Linked DNA regions of Mus musculus: region 2 is linked to region 1. The links are chromatin loops, found by intact Hi-C in ENCODE. Cell type or tissue: heart. All regions are shown on one strand. Links, peaks and the distances in the headings refer to the core of each region. The heading gives the core; the rest is flanking DNA.

Region 1 (9,526 bases), core at 840-8,839:
GTGTGAAGGCCTGGTAACACACACACACACACACACACACACACACACACACACACACACACGAGGCAAGCATGAGAGAGAGGGGATTAAAGTTGAGATTATGATACTTTTTTGTAGAAATTTGGAATGATGTTTCCCAGCATCTCCTGCTCTTCCAGGACTCCTTAACCCCCCAAGCCCCACCTACAGCCAATGTTAAACACCTGGCTAGAGGTTTGAGTTAAGGCTCTGCCCCTGAAAGTTTTTAGAGACAGCCAGTCTATCAACTCTCAAACCAGGTGTGAGCTGCTTTTGGAAGGAGGGGCAAAGTCCTGAAGGATGGTAAGGAAGGGCTTGAGAGGGGATGGGAAACAGCTCAAAGGTGGGGGGTTGGGAGATTGGGGAGTGGGGATTGGGGGGGCAGCCCATTGGAAAATGTTATCAAGTGAGCCATCTGTTGGTGTTCTCAGAGTGATTCAGACCAGGCCTTAAGCAAATGAGCCAGGGCCTTGGCCTATAGCCTTGGGTCGGATGTAACCATTGGCCTTCCCATGGAGTCTGGAAGAGGGTACTAGATCCCCCTAGATCTGAAGTTAGAGGTGGCTGAGAGCCACCTGTGTTGGCTGTGTCTTCGGTAAGAGCAGCAAGTGCTCTTAACAGTTAGAAGCATATCTCCACCTCTGGAGTTCAGCTTTTTCATTTTCATTTTTTAGTTCTGGGAGCTCGACTTGACTTTATCGTTCTCTAAATATGAATTTTGTAAAGTAGTTTATAATTAAGACATCCATTTGTCAAGGATTTCTAGCTTTGAAACAACTCTCGACACAGCGTTACAGCCTTGGAGTTTCCCGGTCCTTCCCCAGTCAGCTTCTAGCGGTTTTAGTTATTGATACAATGTTGTCAGCCCGGCCTACAAAGCTAATCTCCTCGTGAGATCACAGCACAGGAAGGGAGAGAGGAGCATGCTGTCAGGCAGAAACAAAGGCTCCCTCCTCATCCCAAGAAGCCAGCAATCCAAGGCGGTGGGGTGGTCGCTGTTCTAGCTCAGGGCTTCTGAGAGGCTTTCCCTCGCCCCAGGCCTTGTTGTCTAACAGTTGTGTGTAGGGTGCTATTTTAACCCCTAGGCGATGACTTCAAACAATGCCACTCTCTCTGTTCTCATTTAGCTCAGGGAAAGGATAAATGTTCTATTTTCACTAGGGCCACCCAAGTGTGTTCAATTAAAACACATTTGAACCTTGTATAGATTAATTAAAATTGTGCGGCTAGGGGAAAGTGTATCCTTGTGGAGGTCAGAGTTCAAAGCCGGGTGTTTTCCACAATCACTCTTCATTTTGAGACAGTCTCTCACCAGACCCGGTGTTCCCAGACTGACGGAGATTGGCTGCAGACTCCAGAATCCACCCATCTCTGCTCCCCAGTGCCTGGCGAGCATAACAGTGTGAACTTGGGTCTTCACTTTTGCAGTTCCCCAAGCTTCACTTGATCCTCCTGTCTCTCTCTACCGCTGGAGAAGGCCAGTGGGAGACTGGGAGTGAGTCCCTGGGACGGCCCTTCTTCCTGGCTGCCTGCCTACCAGGGACTCTAACTCCTCCAACAGGCCACCTGCTGATGGACTGGCCCAACCAGTTCCAGACCAGATTGGCACGGGCTACTCAACAGTCGCCGGCAATTCAAGCCCTCCTTCTTTAAACTGGCCAATCCTAAATTGGAGGAGGAAAACTTTTTAGCGAATCTAAAACCTGCAGCTCTCAAGAAGAGATTGGATTTTTTTTTTCTTTTCCTTTTAGCCCCAGTTTGCTTTTGGGGGTGGGAAATCTCTTTCTCCGGGTGTCTGCTTTGTGTGTGTGTGTGTGTGTGTGTGTGTGTGTTTCTTTGCCTTCAAGAAATGACTTTCTGCAACTGCAGATTGTCTGCTGCTGTGGTGGTTGAGACGTCTCCCCTGCTCGCCGTTGTGCTCGGGGTTTGTCCTGCCTTTCAATTCTTTAACTGGCTGAGAAGACACAACAGTCAAGACCCCTCGTCTGTAGATTATTAGGATTACAAGTGTGTGTCACCAGCAGCCACTTGTGTTGTCCTGGGGGATCAAATCCAGGGCTCTATGCTAAGCATCCTACCAAGTGGACCACACTAGAGCCTCCAGTCTGATTTTGATGGTCATGACCAGGGCCCAATGTGAGCAGCTTGTATCCCAGCGGGTGGAGCACAGGGGTGAGTGGTGACTGTCTCTTCTAACTCACCCAGCCTCACTTCTTCCTGGTGGGCATGCTCCATCTACATTTAATAAGGAGTCCCTGTGAATCTTCAATCTCATCCCCTAGCCAAGGTTACACCTGACTTCCCCATCTCCTCTGCATTCCTATCCTACCTAAAGCTGGAGTGCACACTTCAGCTCAGAGGCTGAGGCCAGAAGATGGCGAATTTGAACTGTGCCTGGACTATACATGAGACCCTGTCTTTAAATATATGTGTGTGTGTGTAGTAAAACCAAAGCAGAAAAAAACCAAAACAAACAATTTCAAGAGAGCCTACACATGAGCCACCATGTTCAACTCCAAAACGACTGTTAGGCTATCTTGGGTATATTTATTAGTGTCTATTTTAAATTTTTCACTTACCACCCTTGTGTGTCCATCACACATGGCATGGCACACGTGTGGGTGTCGGGATGACACATGTGTGGGTGTCAGGGCAGTTTTGAGGAGTGGGTTGTTCCTTTCACCTCCAGTTCCACGCATCAAGCTCAAGTCCTCAGGTTTGGGCAGCAAGCATGAGTGCCTGTTGAGCCATCTAGCCAGTCCCATCTATTCTGAGACACGATGTAGCCCAGGCTGGCCTTATATTCGTGGTGATTGTCCTGGCTCTGTTTTTCCAATACTGTGATTTCAGATGTTACTACCACAACTGGCTTCCTTTAAAGCCCTGATTCTGATTAAACAGGCCCTTCCGTCTCAAAAGGCCTAGGTATAATTAACTACCTGAGCCTTGTGAAGATGTGAAGGGATGTGGAGAACCTATTAGAGTTATGCATGCTGAGTAAAAGAGACACCCAAACTCCCTAAAACTTATTTCTCTCATCCACCCACCACCTATCCATTCATCCATCCATCCCAGTCTATAGACCTACCCGCCCACAGTTTACCTATATCTCTGCATCCACCCACTCAGTGACCTCTCTATTCACAGCCCACCCACCCACCCACACCACACCCTGGAGACTGACTTTAGGCTGTCAGACTTTACAGCAAGCACTTTTACTCACTGAGCCACCTCATAGGCCCTTGTGTTTTGAGACAGGGTCTTGTGTAGCTCAGGCTGGCCTCAAATACCTGCTCCTCTCTCACCTCTGCCTCCTTGGCCTTCCTATTCTAGGATTACAGGTGGCCACCACCATGCCCTGTGAGACCACAGCATGTAGAGTCTTCCTGCTTCTGCCTCTTCTAGCTCCATCTGCTCCAAGCACTCTTGAGCGACTACAAAGGTCTTGCAGCGCCCCCTCTGGGATATTAGAATTAGTGAGAACAAGAACTTGCTTTTATATCTCAAAAGTAATTTTATTTAGCAGGGCAGTGGGGGTGCATGCCTTTAATCCCATCACTTAGGGTTAGGGTGAGGCAGGTGAATCTCTGAGTTCAAGGCCAGCCTCATCTACAAAGGGAGATCTAGGATAGCCAAGGCTATACAGAGAAACTCTGCCCTGGAAAACAAAAACAAACCAAATTATTTTAAAATAATTTAAAATATTAATTTGTTTCAGCAATGGCAGGAATCGAAACTATAGCCCAGGGCATGCTGGGAAGCACTATACACCGAGATACATCTCTAGTCTTCCCAAACAATTTTTAAAGTTAAGACCTTTCAACTGCTATGCATTGCTGTGTAGACGTGTTTTTCTAATAGCCCATGGTCCTTTATATGGGGGAGTGGGAAGGAAGCTCTAGGACTCCTGACCCAGGTACTGGCTAAGGTGGGGCTGGCCATGCTGGAGGAAGTGTTTTTTCCATTTCAGCCAGGTCTCAGATCTCCTTCTGTTGTCTGTCTTCATCTGATGACGTGAAGGTGTACGGCAATAGTGAAACAGATTCTGTCATGTTGCATTAGTTAGTTCAGAGCTTAGTGGTCCACAGAGGTTCCATCCACCAATCCATTCAACCAACAGTACACCCACTATCACCTCCACATCCTCCCAACCTTTCATTGGTTTCAGGTCATTAGCTGAGCAGGGAGGCTGTCACTGTCACCCAAGAGGACATTTCATCGCCTTTGGGGAGGGTATTAAAACCCCTGTATTCTTCCCAGTCCCTTCCAGCCCTTTTACCAGATTCTCTTCTCTTATAGCACAGGCACTCCATGCGCGGAGGGAACCAGCGCATAGACCTGAACTTTTATGCCACCAAGAAGAGTGTGGCAGAGAGCATGCTAGACGTGGCGCTCTTTATGTCCAATGCCATGCGGCTGAAATCAGTGCTGCAGCAAGGGCCATTCGCGGAGTACTACACCACCCTAGTCACCCTCATCATTGTCTCTCTGCTCCTGCAAGTGGTCATTAGCCTCCTTCTTGTGTTCATCGGTAAGGAGCCCAGCCTGGAGTCAGGCTTTCTGCCTTGGCGCCCCCTGGTGGTAGGAAAGGTCCCTGCATCATATGTGAAACTTCCCAGCCACCTGCTAACAGAGGGGTTACACATCTACGCCTAGGTAACAGATCCTACACTAAGGGCACCCCCAGTCCTATCTCCTCATATCCCATGGGTGGGCACTTCTCGGCAGCTGATAAATGACTGACCCTACTAGCTAGTGACAATTTCTTGTGTCCATTGTATTGGAAGTACACCTTCCCTCGTAGACGTTTTTGCATCCCAATGTCCATTCTATGAATCATCCAGTAGATGTTTCATGTGCTAGAAGACTCAAACACACTTCAGTCCAGTGACTTCATTTCTTCCTGATCGGTCTCCAAAGCCAGGTTGTCTCCAAATTCATGGGTGGGGAGAGGGAAGCTCCAGGCTTTGGCCCTGTTAGATTGACCCTTACCCACCCACCATCCACCACCACTCACCCTGATCTCCTTGTCTCCACAGCCATCCTGAACCTGAATGAGGTAGAGAACCAGAGGCATTTAAATAAGCTCAACAATGCTGCCACCATCTTGGTCTTCATAACCGTGGTCATCAACATTTTTATCACTGCTTTCGGAGCACACCATGCAGCCTCCATGGCTGCCAGGACCTCCAGCAATCCTATTTGATGACTACCTAGGTCCCAGGTGAATGAGGCAGAGGCCCAGAGGACCTCAGATCCAAGGGCTCATCAATGACTTTCTCGGTCTCTGGAGGTCAGAGTACGAGGGCTCTCTTTCCGTCCTCCCACCACCACACACACACCAAGGGGGAAGGTCTATAGTCCCATAGGCAAGGGAGTCCTTGAAGAGCTGACAGGCCTCCCAAAGTACACACACCATGGGGGATGGGATACATGTGTAAATCTCCCACAATGCATGTACCATGGATGCTGTATTGCATGCATGAGTCATGGATGTATCTGCACCTTGAATGCTAGGTTATAGGTTCGAGCCTATACACGCACACTGACTGTTGGTATACAAATGTCAGCCTCCAACAGAATCTTCACAGTTGGTGCTTGTTTATAAGCATGCCTCCCCCAACTCTCAAGTACACACACCATGAGGGCTGGCAAGCTGGTTTCAGGCTCCAACCAGGGTATTCAGAGAGTGCTGGCTTAAAGCACGGGCCTCACACAGGACATGCACCATGAGCGATGTGTTACAGGCATGAGCTTCCCACCGTACATCCACAAGCTCTGGTGTGAAGGGATGGGCCTGCCACGGCAAATAAATCATGAGGGATACAGGAGTCGGCCTTCCTCACTCTGTGCACCATAAGGGCTGGGTTATAGGGACAAGCCTCCCACAGTCAGTACACATAGCATGAGGGGGACTTAGTGAAACCTGCCCCTGAGACCTTTGCTCTGAAGGGGTGACTATCCTTCATTTCTTTTGCTGTTTGCTTTCAGGCAGTGTTTCTTGTAACCCATGCTAGACCTAAGCTTCCTGTGTAACTAAAGATGACAGGTGTGCCACACCCAGCTGGTTTTTAGGCAGACCCCACCCCCAGCTTGGGATGGAACGGAGGGCCTGTGTGGTTAGTGTCTGTTGTGGCCTGTTGGCAAGAAAAAGATGGGGCTGTGGTGTCTACTTGATGCTGCCTAACAGCACAGTAGTCAGGCATTGCTTGGTCCCCTACTATGGCAGATGAGCCAACAACAGCATCCATAATGCTCCCCCTAGGAGCAGCCTGGAAACTGCACTTCAGGGCGCCTGAATGACTCCATTCTTTACTTACATCAGCATGCGGACTGGGTGTAAATCCAGCCCAGGAGGAGCCTCATCTGGCCCCGCCCCTGCATTACCTTTTGTCTGTTTTCCCTGCAGGAGCTGGGTCTAGAGCCACTTCAGCCTTTGTCCCTGACTTGTCAGGATAACTAGCATTTCCCACAGCCTCCAGGAGAGCTTCAAGGGCTACGAAGAAACCCCTGCCTCTTGTCCACAGCACCAGAATTAAAGTGGGCCTCTTTCCTGGGTGACGTAATTGCACTTTGGTCTGGAGGCCCGAGCTGCTTCCAGCAGCAGTAACTCGGTCTGTTAAGGCAGCTCCTGCACAGCCTGCACACTCTGCACTGCCTTCTTTTCCTGTGCTCCAGGCCTCAATGTTCCCTTTCTGCAAAATGGAATCTATCTATAAAGATATCTGAAAATTCACCGAGTTAGTCTTGCTGTCTTCAGTCCAATGGGTTCTAAATCAGGCTGGTGCGTGGATACCTCATCATCTTCGTCCTCAAAAAGGCTTATTGTCGTCTGTATGGTGACAGAGGTCACTGAGTTCTGGATTGACGAATGCACACATAGCCTTTTAAAGAATCTACTATAAACATACTCCACTTTTCACACTAATGATGTCTGGTGTCTCTTAGGTGTGTTCTAATAATACAAATGTTTGGGGCCGGAGAGATGACTCAGCAGTTAAGAGCACTGACTGCTCTTCCAGAGGTCCTGAGCTAAACTCCCAGCAACCACATGGTGGTTCACAACCATCTATAATGGGACCCAATGCCCTCTTCTGGCATGCATATGTTACATGCAGACAGAGCATTAATGTACATGAAACACATTAATCTTTTTAAAAATAATTTATTTTCATCTTATGTTCATTGGTGTTTTGCTTGCATGAATGTCTGTGTGAAGGTGTCAGGTCTCCTGGAACTGGAGTTACAGACAATTGTGAGTCACCAGGTGGGTGCTGAGAATTGAGCCTGGGCTCCCTGGGAGAGTTGTTGATCTCAGCCACTGAGCCATCTCTCCAGCTCTGAAACACATACATCTTAACAACAACAAAAATACAGATTTTCACTGGTGGGAAGGTTAGTGAGCAAAAGCCCTTGCTGCCAAGCCGGAGGAACCCCATATGATGTGAAGGGAGGAGAACGGATCACTGAAAGCTGCCCTCTGACACCACCCTGCACTGTGGCATACATACACCACATACATTCTAAATGATTACATTTTTCTTTTTCTTTTTTTGAGACAGGGTCACACCATGTAATTCTGGTTGGCCTGGAACTCACTATGTAGACCAAGCTAGATTCAAACCCCAAACCCACAGTTTCACCTGCCTCTGCCTCTGGAGTGCTGAGATGAAAGGCATGCACCACTAAACATGGCTAAAAGCATTTAAGAAAAAAGGGGAGGTGGGGGGAGAAGTAGAGAGACAGCCGAGTAGTTAAGAGCACCGGCTGCTCTGCCAGAAGTTCTGGGTTCAAATCCCAGCACCCACCTGGTGACCTACAAACACCTGTAACGCCAGTTCCAGGGAATCTAATGCCCTCTTCTGGCCTCTCTGGGCACTAGGCACACAGGTGGCACACAGACACGCAGGCAAAACACCCATATACATAAATTCTTGAAAAATTTTTGCCTAGGTCAAACATAACTAGGGAGGCCAACTCACACTTGCGAAGCCTTAGTAGGGCATCTTCAACTCACACAGAAAAGATTTTCTTATGTTTATCTATTAGCCTAGGCTGACATGCTCTCCTGACGTTTCTGTGTTAGCATCCCAAGTGCTGGGATTACAGCTGCACGGTTCTAGCTTGTCTTCCTCACTAGGACGGGGGTGGGGGACTTTCTAGTTGAGACCACAACCTGGGCTGCTGAGACTAATAGACTCGGGACACTGCTGTGCCCTTCCCAAGCACAGCACAGAAAATGTCCCTTCTGCTGGCAAGCACTGAACCAGGAGTCAAGTCAGAAGGGAGGGGATGGATGGTCCTTAGCGTGTCCTTGAGCAGACAGCTGAGGGACATGAATGGCTTAGGAACACCCCTGGCTCTTCCACCCAACCCTTTCCTACCTTGATTGGGCAAGAAGGAAACAGCCGCTTGTTTTCTAAGATGCTGACTTTAATGCCCTCCTCCCTCTCCCCACCCACGGCACTTTCCTCTCTCTTAAGGCAGATGGTAAGGAGGTAACAGATGTCAGACACAAGGCACTAGACCTGGGAGGGAGGAGGCAAGCAGGGTGGGGAGGCCCAGGGGGATTCTAGTCCTTAGGACAGAACAGGAGGGCTGCAGCCACCGGCTCTGGCCTTCGAGCACAGGGCCCAAAGTTTCTGGTTTCAGAGAGAAGCCCGGCGCTCCAGCTGTTCTGCTGCAGCCTTAGCCTGCTTCCTGTGCACCTTTTCTAAAGGGCAGAGGGCCTGAGCAGGCAGGAGAAAAAGCTGCAGCCCAGAAACAGACGGCCCTGCCCTTCGGATAGCTTCAAAGAAAGGCCCGGTGGGTTCCCAGAGGGCCCCACCTTGGATGTGCCAAGCTCTGCTCCTGGCACTCAGAGCCCACCACGTGGGTCCTGCAACTCCAGATGCGGCCCTCTTGATTCACAGCATAGTGGTCACGCTCTGCAAAGTGGCCCTGCTGCATACCCACCAGCCATTTCTCACAGCAGAAAGATGGTGCCCTGACCCTCACCATCCCCCTTCACAGACTGAGCTTAATTAATGCCCAGCATTCAATGCACCACTGGTGAAGCAGCTGCAGCAGAGCGTCTCCAGCCAGAGAGGACCGGGATTATTAGTACAGCTAAGTACGCGCCATCAGGTGGACAGAAGGGGTTGCAGGCTGCTTCTTCTCAGAACTTAGCCATTTTCCAGCTTTTCCTGCCCCTGTTCTTGTCTGTCCCATACCTTGCCCTGCCCTTTATCTGAGGGCCCGGTTTCACCTCCTTATTTCTTTAGGGCTGGGAGGCTGGGCTCTCTCTGCAGGAGGGCAAGGCCACAAGGGCACTAGGCTTGCAGTATACACATTTCCTTCCCTTCCTGCCTTTCTATGTTGCTTGAGTCCGTCCCCAAGTCTCTCTTAAGTAACTGAAAGGCTATTCATGTCACCTTTGGTGATGCCTTCCTATTCTCTCCGGGTCTTACCTGGCAGGAGAGTCAAAGGAGAAGGGGCATTTCTTCTTCTTGCTTGATCTTGCTGGTTT
Region 2 (9,526 bases), core at 446-8,445, 250 kb before region 1:
TCTCTTCCCTGTTTTGTTTCTGAGACAAGGTCTGACACTGCATCCCACACTGGCTTGCAACTCATGGCAATCCTCCTACCTTAGCTTTCTGAGTTCTGGGATTAGACCTAGTGTTTTCTTATTTGGCACGCCTTGTCACCCCAAACCCTAAGTGATGTAGATTGACCCCAAGGATTTGTGCCTGTAGATTTTATTCCCAGCCCTGAGATAAATATCAGCTTTTATTGTATATATTCAATACATCTAAAATACATCGGAAATCTATACTTTGTTCATTTCTAGACTTTCTGTACTGTTGTACTCATTTCTACTGTTTTTAATGAGAGCCAATTCAGAAGGTAATTGCTTTGAAAATAAAAATTATAATGTCTAAACTGATAAATTTACCTTAAATTTTATCAATAAACAAATGTTATGTACAGGCTCTTCCAGATAAACTATATTTCTATATAGTCAGTGCTACAAATCATTAATAGTTATCTGTAAACTGACTACTCCTAGCCTTTTCCCCGCTTGAGACAGTGTACAGCTATGTAGCTAAGCTTGCTTTAGTTATATTGCTCAGTCTGGTCTTCCACTCAGAATTATCCTGCCTCTGCTGCGACACACCACCACACCTGGGCTTGTAAATTGTTTTTTAATAATAACAATGGATCTAATTTTATAAAATAACACAATGCTTATTACATGTAACTCTTCACCCCAATATAATCATTCAAGACTCATTAGTCCACTAATATTTCCTACTTTAGAAATTACTTAGCAATGTTCTTCAGTCATGAAACATCCTTATATATAAGTCAAAAGTGCAACAATGTGTCCTTTAAGTAGTAAACTGTATTATCATTTACAGGTAGATCTGGGTTCAGTAAAGCAAAAGGAAGAAGGAGGCATCTCACCATCCTTTTGAAGCCGAGTCCCTGCTTCTGTAACTGTTGTTGAAGACATCGTAGACAAAGGCTGCAAAACACATACACAGAGACCACAGACTCTTCAGTTTTCATCATTCTGACAACTTTTGCTACCTTTCATCTATGTAAAATGGACAAAAAATGTAGTGGGGTTTTTTCCCTCTCCTTTTTTCTTTTACAACCTAAAGTTTTGATAAAGAAAGGCAGCTTTTAGGAAAACAAAACAAAACTTCTTTACTATTCTGTTAGTTTTCAGCACAAAAAAATTTAAAATTATTTTTATTCATGTATATGTATACAGGTGCCAGAAGAGGCTAGAAAAATGCATTTGATTCCCTGAAGGTTGAATTACAAGCAGTTGTGAGCTGCTAGAGTTGGGGTGCCAGGAACTGAACTCTGGTCTTTTCCAAGAGCAGCACATGTACTTACTTGTTAAGCCATCTTTTCAGTGCCTCTCACAAGATATTTAAATAGTTTAGCTTAGATACTTATTAGGGAATTTTTTTTTTTTTAAAGCAGGTTTCTCTGTTTAGCCTTGGCTGCCCTGAAACTTTATCTGTAGACCAGGCTGACCTTGAACTCACAGAGATAGGCGTCCACTAGCTGACTGGACCGTAGTTCTAATAAAAATATTGTCATAGAGGATTAACCTTTTCCAAAGCACAAAATCGTAAGCTTGAGCTACAATATAATTTGCTGAGAGGAAAATAAATAAAACAACAAGCATCTCTGATATCTTTTTCCATAGTTACTCTTTTAAATCTGTGTCATTTTGCTGACAAGGACTCTGAATTAAGGTAATAATCACCTAGATGATAGTTTATGCTAGAAGACAATCTTAAGAGGCTTTTTGTTTGTTTTTGATCGCCATTTAAAAACTTACACCAACTGCAGGTGCCACTGTAATAGTCTCTGGACTAAGTGTTCTTCTCAACTGAGCATCAAGATCTTCTAGTGGTTGCTGGGACTAAGCAAAAACAGTACTGTAAGTTGTTTAGCACCTTCAGTGTCACTATATATAGCTAATTATACAGATTACATCATTTTATGCTCTAAATCACATTTGTTCTAATACTGAATATAAAACCAGTATAATGAAGTAATATTATCTATCAAGTTGTCAGTCTATCAATCCTTAGGACAATCCAAGTACATTTATGCTTTTGTAGTTTCAGAATCATTCTATCTTCTATGTTTAATGTTAGTGACTTTACTGGTTTCTCTATGAAAATACATTCTGGAAAGTATATCAGAATCTATTGTTAAATTATATACCCACATTCATATGTTAACTTGTGGCATGTTACTTATCCTATCATGTTCAAATGAAAATTAGGATCAAATAAGTAGGGATAAATGCATAACGGGCTTCTCATGTAAGCAATCTGTCATGCTTTTCTTAAACATAATTTAAGAAAGAATTACAAATATCATTTCAAATTTATTTGTTGTTTTCATTTCAGAACTTTTTTCATGTTTACAATGGGCTCAGAACTGCTTTCTTGATGAGAATGCAATTAAATGCAGTGGTAATGGTAGTAGGAAAAAAGAGTAACTTAAATATTGTTAAGTATGACCATGCCGTACTTCAACCATTTCACTAGTGAAAAAAAATGGTAAACACCAGAGGAAAGCTGTACCAGTTACCATGTGGTTTCCTCTCTTCTCCCTCTGGGAATGGCCAGCTGTTCTCATACCTACATTCTTTTTCTTGACCTACCCAAGTGGTAAAATTATTTTTCTACAAGGCCTGGTTCATGGGTTCCTTTCTTTCTTAAAACATAGTGAACAGAGTTTTAAGGAAGAGTGAGGAAGAACTCTTGATGTTCTTCTTCTTCCTCGGGGGAGGGGGTTCTAAAGATTTCAAGAATGCAGACTTATGGGTCGTTTTTTTTCTGATTCAGGAACAAAGAGTGAAATATGTACAACTTTTATTTCTACAATGGCTTAGAAGCTCAGCTTTACTTTTTTTTTTCTCTTTTTAAGTTTCATTTTATTTGTGTGTCTGTGGTGCTGTGGTGGGCCACACTTATATACACTGTGTGTGTAGAAGCTTGAGTGTCTTCTTTGATTGCTTTCTACCTTATATAGAGGCAGGGTGTCTCATTTTAATCCAGAGCTCACCATCTGACTAGTATAGCCAGATACAGTTTATTATTAACTTCTTTGTTTGAGGCAGGGTCTTACTATGTAGCCCTGGATGGCCTGAAACTAACACACCACCTTAAACGTTGGGATTAAAGGCAAGTGCCACCATGCCAGGCCTGCCAAGAAAAGTTTACAAGAATGTTATTACTAATTCATAGCCAGAATGATCTAGAAGCCAAGATAAATAACACAATGGAGAATTTACACAAATTTGGTGAAGAAAAGCAGGGGCTTTTCTGGTGAAGAAAATAATTTATTAAGTTACTGGCACCTGAATTAGAGAAGGTCCAGGAAAAGGTGGCAGCTGCTCACAGGGTACAGTACCGGCTGAAAGTTCAGTACCCACTGGTGGCACCTATAATAATGAAGGAAAATTCAAGTCTATGAGCTACCATTGGTAAAAAATATATACTAAGAAAAAATTAATTTAAAAGCAGAACGATACTAAAATGTGTCTACTTATAGCATTTAAATTACACTTTTCAGTCTGTTTTAAAGGACAACATACCAAAGACACTAGTATGACAGTTACAATCAAACAACTATGAAACAAATGATAAAATGCAATGAGAAGGGAAACAAAAAGAACAAAATTTTTAAGTAGACAGATAAGAGTACAGTTAGGGGCTGAAGAGACAGCTCAGCAGTTAAGAGCACTAGCTGCTCTTATAGAGAACCCAAGTTTTGTTCCCAGAATCAACATTGTGGCTCAAAACTCCAGTTCTAGGGGATTTGATGCCCTTTTCTGACTTTGTTGGGCACCAGGCATCAAGTGCCAAAAAAAGAGCCACCAACAAATTTTTGAAGTTGCTCATATGAGATAAATAAGACATTTCAAAGAAAACAAGCAGATTTAGAAATAAACAAAGGTCATGACTGATAACAAAGGCATAAAATTATATTATTCTATTGGCACAGAAAGAGGATGAAGATATCAGAATGAGAGGACATCTGCAACAGCACAATTAAATAGTTTCTGTTTATTGGATTTCTAGAATGCTATTATTTCCTCTTTCATTTTCAATCACTTTTATCAACTTCCAACTTTATTTATTGTTTACGAGTACACTGTCACTCTCTTCAGACACACCAGAAGAGGGCATCAGACCCCATTACAGATGGCTATGAGCCAACACGTGGTTCTAGGAATCGAACTCAGGACCTCTAGAAGTTAACTGCTTAGCCATCTCTCCAGCCCAACTTCAACTTTTTATTAACTCCCAATTTTTATCAAAGGAATCTACAATAAGGAATATTCATTCTCAACTAAAAGATGATAAAATATTCCTTTATTGGTCAATACATTTTGCTCCTTTTTGGGATGTAGAATTCTTTAATATCTACCAATCCCGTAGAAATAACCTGTCCTTTTCAACAGACTTATATTGTTAAACTATTTATATCTATGCATGTCTTTGTGGGAGTATGAGCATTCTGAATGCAGTTGCCTGCAGAGGCCAGGAGAGGTCAGATCCAGAGGTTGTTATTAAGTCTTCTGCACATGGCTTCTGGGAACCAAATTTGGGTTATTTGAAAGAGCAGTGTTCTTAAATGCTGAGCCCTTGGTTTTTTTTCTTTTCTTTCCTATTTCTTTATTTAGAGACAAAGCCCTATTCTATAGCCAAGACTGGCCTGTAACTCATTGTAGTGCCCAGGCTTTCCTGTAACTTGTAACTACCTTCTGTCTTCAAGTGTTGGGGTAATAGACATGAGGCATAAGACCCAGGGAAAAACCTGTATTTTACTTGACCATTATTTATTTTACCTGATAATTCTACATTCTAAGAAAACTGTTCAATATAACCTAAAAATCTAGCCACATTCCAAACTAAGAGAACATTCTTGTGTTACCTATACTTAGATCCTAAAACTGTTGTCACTTTAAGACTGAGAGACGAGTTTATATGCCAGGCACCTTCATAACTTGCAAGACTCAGCTGAAAACATGTAATTATTGAGAGGAAAGAAAAGTAATCATATTTATTTAGTCATTGTATGATGACTCTTACCACAGTCTTAGTTGGCTTTGGGGGAGTTGTTCCAGGTTTTACTCCTGTTGCAGTGCCGACTGGGGCTGAAGCGTGTGTGCCTGGGGTAGAAACCTGCCCAGGTGTGCCTACTGGCATAACTGGCATGCCAGCTGCTCCTAATGGTAAACTGGTTGGTGGTAAGCAAGTACTTGTAGTGGAAGTCATGAGTTTACTTGGTGCTACAGCAGTGGTAGTGATGCCCGGTGTGACAGTCGTCTCTACTACTAAAGGTGTCTCTAGGGAGACAGAAGCATGCTGAGTTCCAGATGAGCTGTGTTCACTAAAGAGAGATCTCAGCTTTTCCTCCAGAGTCTTTATATCATCAATCCCAGGAGCTTTGGATTGGGTATCAGCATCCATTTCAGGACAGTGTGTGTGAGGCTGGTTGGGAAGCAGAGCTGGTTGAGGCTGACTGTGAATGAGTGTTTGCTGTACAGCAGGCACATTAACAACAGGTTGTACCAAGGGTGGGATATTAGGTACTTGGGGTAATAAAGGTGTAGAAGTAGGTACTACTGGTTGGGGGAGGCCAGGTGTAGAAACTACAGCTGATGAGATGACCAAAGGATGAACCATACCAGGCTGAGAAACAGAAGTAGACACAGCTGTTCCAGAGGAGGAGGAAGAGGATGGCGCACAAAAGGACAAACCCAATCCTGCTGTACTACTGTGAGATGCCTTGTCTAGTGAGTGTGCACTAACCACCATTGTTTCAGCTAGAGTAGGAGCAGAGGTGCTGCTACTAAGTGGAAGGGATGGCTGTGAAGCCATGCCTGGGAATGGAGTGGTGGTAGAGACTGATGTCACTATGGCAACCCCAGCAGTATTGCTTGCTACCTGTTGCAATAATACAGTTGGAGGCTTAGCATCTGGGGCCACCACACTACCCATTGTAGTAGCTGTAGTTGTAGAAAATGTTCCAGGAGGAAAACTGCCTGTACTTGAAGCAATGCTCCCAGATGTGGAAGCCTGAACTGGCTGGGATGGTGTGGACACAGTGACAACTGCAGGTACTGTAGAACTTGAAACCGCACTGGAAGATGTTGGTGACTCAGACACAGACATTGTGGTGAGACCACCTGAAGCTACCACACCTGTGCTGGTAGTGGTAACTCCCACGATGCCTTTTTCAGTGGGCAGTGCAGTCTCAGACTGCATCACTGATGTGGAAATGTCATTAAGAGGACTGCTTGTTATAGGGACTGATACTGACGGTGTGGATGCTGCTACAGTTTGGACACCAGCAATGCTAGCCAAAAAGGGAGAAAATGTTGGTCCCGCCATGTGATTAAAATTTGGAGGTGCTGTATTGGGTCCTTCAGTCATCTGACCATGTTTCAGTTCAGAAAAAGCCTGCTGGAGACTGAGGGATGAAGCAGAGTGAGATAAGTTCATTCCAGGGGCCTGAGATGTAGAGGCCACAACTAGAAAGGAAAACAAAAATAAAGAAATTAGCCTATATATACACATGGATTAAAAAAGAGAGTTTTTGAAGAACCATTATTGGATTATCAACAATGCTACACATCAGTAAGACTCCCAAGGAAACAGCATGCAGTAAAACAGTAAAGGAGCAGTTTACCCTAGTAAGGCAGCTTATGAGTACATAATCTTGAAAACCATCAAACATAAGACTAACCTGAAAAAAAAATTTACCTCTAAATACAGAAACACACTACTGTATAGGTTGTTTAGCACACCTGGTCCTTCATGGTCTGCAGTCTTTCTCTTATTTCTCTTTTCTATTTTTTCTTTTTTGGAGACAAAGTGTCACTCAGCCACCCAGGCTGACCTCCTGATCATCCCCCTTCTCTCTGTCTCCTGAGCAATGAAATCACGTGCATGTGTCATGTCCAACTACATTCTCTATTATAATTCATTTCCTTCTTCTGTGTGACTTTATTACTTTTAATTTTCTACTTTTGATTTGATCATTAATTATTGCTTGATCAAGCTTCCACCATATCAGAGATGCTGTAAGATTTACTAAAGCATGGCTGAATCATTCTTACCTGGATCTGATATGTCACTGGTGAAAACTTTTGATTCTCGTAACCTACTTTCAGGTACAGGACTCACTATAAACCGTCTTCCAGCAGAATGAACAACTTGCGTTAAAGAACTGGTAGGAACACCTGAACAAAACAAATCATTGAAATTCATATATATTGTTATATATGAATAAACCCTTGAGAGTTCGTTATTAGCACATACAACTCCTTGTCAAATAAAAAAAGAAAAGCTTACCTATTTGTTGTGGCATGGAAGATACAGCAATTGGTTGCTTGAACTCTCCTTCTAATTTCTACAATAAGCAAAAGTAAAACTCTTCTCAAATGCAACCTCCATGATTATGCAAAGCATATTGTCATTTGATGAGAACATAAATGTTCATTCTCAGACACAAGGGCATTATTTTATCAGTGGATATTCTGTTTGGCAGATTAAGCAGTACAGAACTATTTTAAATAAACAGAACTAACTAAAAGTATGGTGAACCTACCTGAGAACCTGGGAAGCCATAGTCATCCTTTCCTTGCAGACTCTCCAATCCCTGGTCACCCTCAGGCTCCACACTGACATCCTCACTTAACATTTCATCAGCCTTTTCAATAATTTCCCGCACTTGAGCCACAAAAGACTCTCTCTCTATTGCTAGAATAAAGTCATTGTTCACCTATAAGAAACGTGATATCAATCTTATTAGTACTTTTTTAAGCTTTAAGTCATTCAATTACCATTTTATTTTTATGACTTTAGTCTGTACATCAGCTGTACTATGTACTTGGTATTTAAAATACTACTTTCCTTTATAAGACCCTGAACATATACACAGCTACATCTTAGACAAAAGCCATCTCTAAATCATAGAATCATGGTTGGGTATGCTAGTTTTAGAACATGAATTAAAATTTATTGTCAGAATGAAAGTGGATGACAAAATAATGCATGGTTGCCTAGAACATGTATTTAAGACCAAATACTATGGGAAAATGTGGAATTCCAAATGGAGGCATACCATAATTGTTGCTATCTCTTCAGGGTTGTCACCATCTAGGTCAAATTTAAATGTAACCATCTTCCGATTATGAGTCTCTAATTGACATTCTACTACTCGGTCTCCTTTATTTGAAACCTAAAAAGAAAAAAGTAATTCATATTCTGACTTATTACAGACTTCGGGAAGTCATCTTGAAATTCCTTGAGTGTGTGTGTGTGTGTATGTGTGTGTTTGAGACAGGGTTTCTCTGTGTAGTTGTCTTGAACTCAGATATCTGCCTACCTCTGCCTGTCAAGTGCTAGGATTAAAGGTGTGTGCCACCACCCTTGACCATCCCTTAAATTTTAAATTGGCTAAAGAAATATGTGAGAAGATCTTGAGCTCTTTTCAACTTCCATTAGCAAAAGCATCTAGTCTGTTTTTCTACTAGTTAAAACTCTAGAGCTAGGTGCAACAACAAAATGAAATGTGATACTCAATAGAAGAAATTGTGTAATTAAATAAAAAGTTGCTATGAAATTATATATAAAGATGAGTTATCTTTATTTTAACAAAGTGAGTGGTTTAGATTTCATGATTTCTAAAATTAAAAGTGCTAAATTCTTTAAGCAATACAATGGTCACAAATCAATATTTACATTTAAAATCCTCAGTTTTGGGCGAGAAGTCTTTTCATGCCGAGAGCGACTTCTTACGGATTTTCTATAATGCCGTTTTGTTGTCCTCCCTTCATGCCTCCCGCTGGATGATGGAGCATTCTCATTGCCATCACTCATACCAGAAGCAACGTCTGAATGTGCACTTTGAGGGGGAAAATCGTGTATAATAAGATTCAAAGGCATATTATTCTGAAGTTTCATATTCCTGCCTACTACTCAAAAGAGTGTTTTAGTTTACTTACCTGTCTGCAGAGGTAACCAATGGAACAGGCTGAGTAGGTTGTGACTGTGTTATTGGAGTTTGTTCTGGAGGAGCAGCCTGAGAGACTCCCTGAGTACTCTGTAGATTGAAAGGGTAATTCAAATTTTGGCATTTATACATATATATATTTAAATATGAAATAACCATCCACCAATTGCTTATGTTCCCTTTCTTTTTTGTTACCCCGCTATAATTCCTAGAAGCAATGAAGCTACTAGTAATTCTTAATATTCAACATCTAAAAACAGTGTGCTTACATTTTGAGAGTTTCCAAAGCTAGTTGCTAGTACAGACTGTTGGTGTGAACTCAGCCAACCTATTTGCTAGGCACTGTGAAACTACAATTTGCCATGCAGCCAGCATCTTACCAGAGTGTGCAATAGGACAGGTAGAGCAAAGTGCAGAGATGAATTCAGAACTGTATCCTACTAGGACAAAAATGACTGCTGGGAGCACAGCAAGATAAGATACTCTTATGAACTGCTAATGGCACAAGTTTGTGGAAGAACAATGGC

Evidence for each region. Peaks named below come from ENCODE experiments on the same cell type or tissue, not always from the same donor. Only the 100,000 strongest peaks of a DNase experiment are listed, where the experiment ranks them.
Region 2: it touches region 1 in a loop (4-fold over the local background); 7 of 42 quality-filtered maps call a loop at or near these places.

What each region holds. Positions count from the first base shown.
Region 1 is chr6:120,193,586-120,203,111 of GRCm38, forward strand. It overlaps Ninj2 (ninjurin 2), which reads left to right. Exons shown (of 4, transcript NM_016718.2): 2 at 4,318-4,549; 3 at 5,058-5,242; 4 at 6,428-6,753. The coding sequence ends at 5,224. It overlaps B4galnt3 (beta-1,4-N-acetyl-galactosaminyl transferase 3), which reads right to left. Exons shown (of 20, transcript NM_198884.2): 20 at 7,168-9,526. Among named protein-coding and RNA genes, the nearest start is that of Gm25327, 55 kb to the left of the region's middle. In heart, for the core only: CTCF peaks have their summits at 3,476 and 4,599 (motif pointing left); DNase peaks (open chromatin) are centred at 1,546 and 4,606; H3K27me3 peaks cover 276 bases.
Region 2 is chr6:119,942,907-119,952,432 of GRCm38, forward strand. Wnk1 (WNK lysine deficient protein kinase 1) reads right to left here. Exons shown (of 28, transcript NM_001199084.1): 13 at 8,992-9,089; 14 at 8,729-8,891; 15 at 8,109-8,225; 16 at 7,593-7,766; 17 at 7,337-7,394; 18 at 7,102-7,224; 19 at 5,069-6,513; 20 at 3,331-3,414; 21 at 1,795-1,878; 22 at 900-960. Among named protein-coding and RNA genes, the nearest start is that of Rad52, 45 kb to the left of the region's middle. In heart, for the core only: a CTCF peak has its summit at 4,496; no DNase peak of the experiment used is centred there.